Linked DNA regions of Homo sapiens: region 2 is linked to region 1. A link is a contact called in ENCODE Hi-C or POLR2A ChIA-PET data. All regions are on one chromosome and are shown on one strand. Each heading gives the region's core, a stretch centred on a gene start or an enhancer-like site at or near the end of the contact. The rest is flanking DNA. Distances are from core to core; before and after follow the strand shown. Region 1 holds the start of PLEKHD1 (pleckstrin homology and coiled-coil domain containing D1). Region 2 overlaps SUSD6 (sushi domain containing 6).

Evidence for each region. Hi-C counts contacts between places; a loop is a spot of excess contacts on that map. ChIA-PET counts read pairs that join two places held with the same protein, here RNA polymerase II (POLR2A). Pooled maps may share reads with other maps.
Region 2: a pooled map shows a loop between it and region 1 (2.2-fold over the local background). The contact joins the enhancer-like site here to the promoter of PLEKHD1 in region 1. A Hi-C loop is called at or near these places in 1 of 50 pooled maps. POLR2A ChIA-PET finds 5 or more read pairs at or near these places in 2 of 52 experiments (IMR-90 and activated CD8-positive, alpha-beta memory T cell).

The regions. Positions count from the first base shown.
Region 1 is chr14:69,482,289-69,486,155 of GRCh38, forward strand. It overlaps PLEKHD1 (pleckstrin homology and coiled-coil domain containing D1), which reads left to right and starts at 2,440. Exons shown (of 13, transcript NM_001161498.2): 1 at 2,440-2,826. The coding sequence starts at 2,678.
Region 2 is chr14:69,671,010-69,674,680 of GRCh38, forward strand. The region is part of intron 2 of SUSD6 (sushi domain containing 6); the gene reads left to right. Among named protein-coding and RNA genes, the nearest start is that of SUSD6, 61 kb to the left of the region's middle. Within about 2 kb of position 2,247, at least 6 of the 41 ENCODE cell types and tissues checked have a DNase peak (open chromatin) inside an H3K27ac peak, as active enhancers do.

The sequences.
Region 1 (3,867 bases), core at 1,190-3,689:
TGCAGGTATCCTGCCTTTCTCTGGCCCACATGGCTCACAAACTCACCACTAGTCCTCATCACCAGCAGCCATAAGCTGCAACTGACCTGACTCAGCAGAAAAGAAATGAATGTACTAAAAGGATATTGGGAGAGCCAGGGAGCCAGGCCTGAGGCAAAGCTTCCAGGAACCATATCTAAGAAGTGCTGCAGAAGCTGTTGGATGAGAATGCTGCAGCTGCCCCTGAGTTCTTGCTGCTGCTGTTTGTGCACTACTAGGAGCCCACCTCCCCATGACTGCTGTGGTACCCACCACACATGCTGCTGCCACCCCAGGAGCACACAGCTGTCACCCAAGGCACGTCAGATGCATGTGCCACCATGTTCCCTTGAAAAGTGCAAGCCTGTGTATGCTTTTTCCTCACATTTGTTACCTGCAACTCAAAGTCAGGGGCCCTTGACTGGTGAACTCCAGACCACAGGCTCCTAACACAAGTTTTCTAGCTTTCATCTTAGAAAAGCAGGACACCTGTAATCCCAGCATTTTGGGAGGCTGAGGTGGGAAGATCACTTGTGGCCAGGAATTCAAGACCAGCCTGGGCAACATAATGAGACCCCCATCTCTCTAAAAAAAAAAAAAGAAAGAAAGAAAAAAAGAAAGAAAGAAAAAAGAAAGAAAAGAAAAGCAGGGCTCCTAAAGTGGGAAGATTTCCAAGCATTAGACCATGTGTCAGAAATAGACAAAAAATATACAGAAAATGTCCACTTTGTACTCTGGCCCCGGGCTCTCATCATCTTCCCAGTCCCACCTCCTCCCACCTGATGGAGCCAAGCCCCGGGCCCTGTGTTAAGGCTTGGCCTGAGATGTTCTGCATGGGGGCCTGAGCCATGAGAGAAGTGCAAGGAATTCAGATGGGCACTTCTTGACAGTGAGCAACAAGGGGATGCTGTCTGAGCTTGGGAACCCCAGAGGGGGTTAAGGGAAGAGTACCAGGGTGATGATTAGCTAGAGTCATAAAATGGGGAGATCTAGCATGGCCTTGGGGAACATCTAGTGGGCGTCACACATCCAAATGCCTGCAGAGGGGCCAGGCAGGTCAGACAATAGGGGATGATGGGGCCTGTGGGGATGCGCCTTTAGGCATTACATTCAAAGACTTAAGTCTACTGTGCAGAGGTGGTAAGAATGATACAAGTGGTTGTTGTTGGGGGGCTGATTGACTATAAAGGGGCATGAAGAAACTTTCTGCAGGTGATGGAAATGTTCTGTCTGTTGCTTTGGGTGGGGTTACATCTTATATACCTTCATCAAAGAAATAACTTAGATGTGTGCATTTTACCATGAAGTATACCTCAATTTAAAAACTTGGGGCAAATTCATAAAGCAATGTGGATCTGGCTCTCGGGCTAACCATTTGTAAACTTCTGTTGCAATCCGACTTCCAGAGGCGTCCTTGGCTCCTCATCTTGGAAAAGCGCGACTGCGGCGTGGTCTGGCGGGCGGCCGCTCACTGCGCGGTCTCCACGCCTGGCAGGTGGCGCGGGGCAGGCAGCTGTGCCAGCCTAGCATTTCCACCTGCCGGGAGGAGGCGGTCCCCTGGGGCCCGGCCGGCATCTCCCTGGCCTGAAAATGAGCCGGTCACCCCAAACGCCAACTCCGAAAGGAGCGGAAGCGGATGGAACAGCTGGTCCCAGGGAGCGCGGGCCAGGCGCGCAGATAAATCACGGACACACACTGCACGGATAGCTCCAGACTGGCGTTGAGTGCCAAATGCCGACACAGACACGGTCAGGTTCCAGGAAGAGAAATCCGATCCGATGCGCGCTAGGCGGCGGCGGCGGAGCACAGTGAAACCCACCTGAGGGGGAAGGGTTGGGGGGAACCCAATCTTGATGGAGCCCCTCCCCATGCGGGCACTTTGGGCACTTCCTGAAGTCCTACCTGGCCACCCGCCTGCCCGGGGCATCAGGCATCGCCACTTCACTGGGGAGAAAAGCCAGACCGCCGCAGTTCACGGAGCGGTAGGAATTGCGGTGGAATTCCAGGCCGGAGTGTGTGACCCTACGCCCTAGCTCCGTCCTCTCCTCCACCCCGAGGCGAGCAGGTGTCTGCAGGAGTGCCTCCAACCCCATTGCAAAGCGGACGTGGCCCTCGTCTCGATGTCGGCGCTGCTCGCCGAGAGGGACCCCGGGGTGGTGTTGGGCGCGCGGGGCGGGGACGGGGACGCGCTGCGGCCAAGTCCCCGGGCCCTGCGACCCGCAGGGACCTTCTGGACGCACGGAGCCCGGCCCTCCAGCCGGCGCCCGCCCTGATTGGCGCCCGAGGCCGGCCTCCCGCCGGCTCACCTGCCACTCCCAGCCAATCGGGGCCACCAGAATTGGGGCTGTCGCCGGGGGGGTGGGTGGCTAGGGCGGGAGGGGAGGAGATGCTGCCGGCCCGAGGCTGAGCCACCCTCCCCGCGGAGTTCCCGCCCGGCCCTCTGCAATCCGGAGCCCAAGCCGCCGGCTACGCGCCCTGCGCCCCCTTGGTGCCGCGTCCAGTGCCCAGCGCGCTTTGATGCTGCAGCTCCGGGCCGGGCCGCTCTGCTTCTCTGCTCGCTGGGACGCTCTCCGACGGCTCCGCCCTCGCCTCTCGCCCCGAGTCCCTGCTGACCCCGGGGAGGTGGGGTCCGGGCCGGGCACAGCCCCGCTGAGGCAGGATGTTCACGTCCAAGTCCAACTCGGTGTCGCCCTCGCCGTCCCTGGAGCAGGCTGACTCGGACGCCCTGGATATCAGCACCAAAGTGCAGCTCTACGGCGTGCTGTGGAAGAGGCCTTTCGGCAGGCCGTCGGCCAAGTGGTCCCGGCGGTGAGTGCGCCCCCGCGCCCCAAGGAGACCGCCGGGGAGAGAGCCTGGGCGTCGTTACCCCTCCCACCCCCTCCAGTCGCCGTCGTGCCTCTGCTTTCCTGTGTGACCTTGGCGTCACCCCTTTTCACTCTACACTGGCTCCCGCAGGAAAATGTGGACCATAGTCTGGGCCGGGAGAATGGAGATGGGGCCCCTGCCCTGGGGCGGTGGCAAATTCTCTATGGAATGAACCTGACCCTCGAGTGGGAATGTTGGGTGTGGGCAGAAGAGACCGTGGTCGGGGTGGGATCCCAGCTAGGTCAGATCAGGCCAGACTGAGGGGAGGCAGAAACTCCATCTCTAGCCAAAGATGCCCCCAACCCCGGGACCCCCACTGTCAATTCCATCGTCTTCACAACCCCTGACCCAGGCCGCGAGGACCGGGCCTGAGTGTCTCCCTCCCGCCAACCACCCACCCTTAAGACGGAGAGGGACCTGGCCCTTCTGAAAGGCTCAGGCTAAGGAGGGAGGAAGGGCCAGGAAGGGTGCTTGTCCATGGGGAAGTGACCTTGGCAACCCCTCCAACTGTCCCTTGAAATAATTTTTTTAAAAGTGAGCACAGGGAAGAGAGATTCTAGTGCTTCAGACGGAGGAGCTGGAAAGGAGGGAGGCAGCTGGAGTGAAGGAGGGGATAGATTGGTTCTGCCAAGGATTGATCCTCTGAAAGGGGTGGTGGAGAGAGACAGGGTAGTCCCAACCATCCTTCAGCCCCAGCTGCCTGGTCCCCAACTCAGACGCGACTCCGCGGACATCGGTAGCCACTCTCCACTTACAAATTAGCCTGGGAGGTATTGAGGGAAGAGGGAGTTCACAGCCCTGGACTTGCAGGAAGCTCCCAACTGGCTGCAGGTGCTGTGGGCCATTTTCTGGACAGTTTCCACTCTCCAGTCAATTTCAGTTCTGAGATTCACTACTGGTATGGCCTGGAGAATGCAGACCCTGTCCAGCCCTTCCGCGGAGGTGTGACCCTTCCAGGAAACCAGGGGTATCCAGATGCCCCTT
Region 2 (3,671 bases), core at 997-3,496, 190 kb after region 1:
ACCTTAGCCTAAGAATTCAGGGATTTAGGTTGAGCACACCAAAAGCACAGTTTGAGGAAGCACCCAGATAGGACTGAGATGCTGCTAGTGGAGGCAGGTGCCTGTCCTGGCTGAATTGTCAGAATTGTGGAGGAGGAGGAGGAAGAAGAGAAACAAGCTCTCTTGGAGTATCCTAAGGATCAAAGAGTTAAAGAAAAAACAAACTCTAGCTAATGAATCAAGAAGTTGAATGAGTCTAAACAGGAAAGGAAAGAGGGTTGGAAGGAGGATGTTAATTTTAGGTACAATTTGTGGGAGAGGATTGGGGATGAGAAGAATAGCAGTGGGCACCTATTTGCCTATGGGACAGGAAGTGATGGGCTAGGTGAGGCTGCCCTTCTGGTCCGAGGGAAGAGGTCACTCAGGACAGGCCACAGGAGTGCATGCTTCTTGACTCTCATCACCTGGCCTCAGTTCAGCCAACTCGTAGGAGGCATGTCTGACAAAGACTCCTTATTTCAGCAAGTCTGATGTACCGCGTGGGGTCCCATGTGGGTCTTATCTGGCGTCACAAATTCCATGGGGAGGCTGGAGGGTGTCAGAGGTTCTTAATTGCTTGGGGAAGGGAGAAGAGTGGAGGAGCAGCTGGCGTCTGGGCCCTTCAGATGTATTCCAGGATTTGTCCTCTTGGATCAGGCTGGGGTAATTGGAGAAGTTGGGGTGAGGACTGTCTGTGATTTGATGTGTTCAGGGGTGCAGAGAACTATTGTGACTTCCAGCAGAGATGTGTCTCAGGTTTCTTTGAGTGGCTTTCAGCAAAGGAACCCTTTCTTGGTGCTATTGTTCTCAATACCTTGTTGTTAGGCAGTTTAGAGGCTTTGCTGTTCAACTGGCTCCTCTCTCTGGCATTCAGAAAATCTGTCACCAGTAACGCAGACCCTGGCCTTGGAGGAATAGTTAAGATTGTGAATAATAGGATTAAGTGAGATAATATATGTAAAAGTCCCGGGTAAACAATAAAAGTCTATTTCAATGGAATGGATTATTATAATACTATTTTTTCAGTCAGCATCTCTTTTCTGAATTGCTCAGAGCACTTCGTTAACACTAACTGGTTAATCCACCATCCATCCCTGGTTGGAGGCTGGCATTTAATAGCCCCCCTTTGTATGCAAGATCAAACACAAGTTTCCAACAAACCCCCACATCTTGAGCTTGAAGCCCAAACCTATGGAATCGAAATCTAAAGCTTGGACTTCTAAATGTGATAATGCCTCATTCCTGGGAATAAAGAAGGTGAGAAGAGAGAGGAGGGATCATTAAAATTTTTTTTTTCATGAATAATTGGTCATGTCAGACAAGGCTGTCATAGTCAGGATTTTGAATGACCTAGAAGTCAGTCAGTCATTTTCCTCTGAGAAGCCAGAGTTCCTGCTGGAAATGAAACTTGATAGGAGCTGGAGAAGCAGAAGGCTAAGAAGAGCAGCTTTGGGGCAAAGAACAGGGAAGCAGAGAGGGGGCTGGCAGATTTCTTCATTCTGTCCTATTAGGCTGTGGTGGAAGTACTTGAGATGCCAGGTTCTGCATCACAGTGCTAACTGCCTGGCACATGGCAGTGGGAACACACTCTCCCCTCTGATGTGTACCAGGAAGTGTCAGGGGGACCCACAGCAGGTGCTTGGTGTATTCTTCAGGTCTCATGTTGAAACTTCACAGAGCACCCCCGAGTGTCCTGCTCAGGCCAGTTTTGCTGCAGACCAAGTATTGCAGTCCAGTTTGGCAGGGTGGGATCTGAGCAGATCAGCCTTAGGCCGACTCTCCAGTCAAGGAAAGGCCTAGGTGCATTGGTCCACCTGTGTCCCTTCCGAAGGCTGGTCTCACCAGCCTAGAGCTGGCATGAAAAGGTCCTGTTTTGTTCACAGTACTAGGTGAGGCCATTCAGAGTCATCAGGACCTTTTTCCAAGCTTGTACTTCCCTGCCTCTGGTCAAGGCTTAAAGGGCAGTTCCGTCCTCACCTTTTGTACTCTCTTGCACAGAGTCTTGAACCCTGGAAGCAGGAGGAGGATATACTGAGTTGGGAAGTTCCTCCTTCCTCCAGTGGCAGATGTGTGGGCTCCCAGGTTTGAAACTCTAGAGGTCATTCAGGTGTGCCAGTGAAGAGGCACATACTCATGAGAGAACCAACAGGCTGGACCTTGGAGGTTATTTGCACTAGTGAGTTTCAAATTTGAGCTAGCATCAGATTCCTCTAGAGGGCTTGTTAAACACAGATTGCTGGGTCCCATCCCCAGAGTTTCTGGTTCAGTAGGTCTAGGATGTGGTTTAAAAATGTGCATGTCTACCAAGTTCCCTAAAGAAGAACTTGGTAGACATGAAGCAGCAGCTGCTGCTGGTCTGAAGACCAAACTTTGAGAACCACCAATTTATACTTGGGCTGAAAAAAACCTGTCTGACTCTTTTCAGAGCAAATTTTGCTGAGGTGAGGACAGAGTGGGTGGAGAAATCTTGAACCCACTAGGGAGACAAGTGGCCCTCTCAGAAATAGGCTACTGCAGGTGGGCCAACCTAATAAAACTGAGAAGAGGTTAAGGGAGGATGCTGGCAGATGTATCTCTTCTCCATGCTGGTCTGGTCCTTGCATACTACCCTACAGCAAGGAGCCAGACCTGGTGAGCCCCGGGGCTGGATCATTTTCATTTCCTATTCTGCCCCCTGAGGCAGCAGTGAGTTCTAAAAGTCTGCATTTTCGGATGCCTTTCCTCAGTCTGGGCTCTGTGGTATGAAGAACGGGACCCTGAGCCGGGGTCCTGGGCATCGGCCCTAGCACTGCCTCTAATGGACAGTAACTGAAGGCACCTCATGTTACTCAAGGGTAATGTGAGTGTGGACTAGCTCTCTGGTGCCTTTTGTGCTCTGATATTCTGGGTTCTTTAATGATTTACCCTGACAGCTTCCTCCTCAGGGTCAGGAACTTCTGCTGGCTTGTTACTTGTTTTTTATTTTTTCCGTGTATGAGAACTTCTGTTGATCAGAATCCCATCCAGAGACTGGCTCGCCAAAAGTGAAACTAGAGACAAGTTTGGGAATTGGAGAGAATAACTTTTCTTTTTGGAGTCATTGGCACCTGCAGTTGTGCTGCTGCCATAACACCTGCCTACAGAGAGAATGACTGCATCACTGTCGTGCCTGCCTATCTTACCCCACTGCCAGCTTCACAGGCTGTCTGATCAGCTCTGGTTTCCAGGGTGCTCAGGATTGTTATTCGACATTCCCCACTGCCTGGCACAGTGTGTGGCTCATGGTAGGCCTGTGTGCATGCTTACTGGATGGATGGAATAAGCGGTTGTATCCAGCTACCTCTTCTTTTCTCGCTTCTTCTTAACTTGGTACAGTTGTCTTCCTTTGCCCTCCTCGCTTCCATCCTTCCTTCCCTGCTTCCTTTGTACTCATTTTTACTCCTCAGCACTCTGGCAGAGCTAGCATGTACGTCGAGTGCTTTGGGGGTTAAAAGTATACACAAGACAATCATAAAACACCCTATGCAAGCCATCTATGTGAGGGGTTCCTCCAGAGCTCCCCACTCTTCCTCCTTGTCTCTTCTGCCCACTTTGTCTAGGGTAGCTGGGAATGTTTTCACTGTCCTAGGGGAATTTGCTGTTCTTCAGATTGAATTTGACCCCGTTTTCAGCCT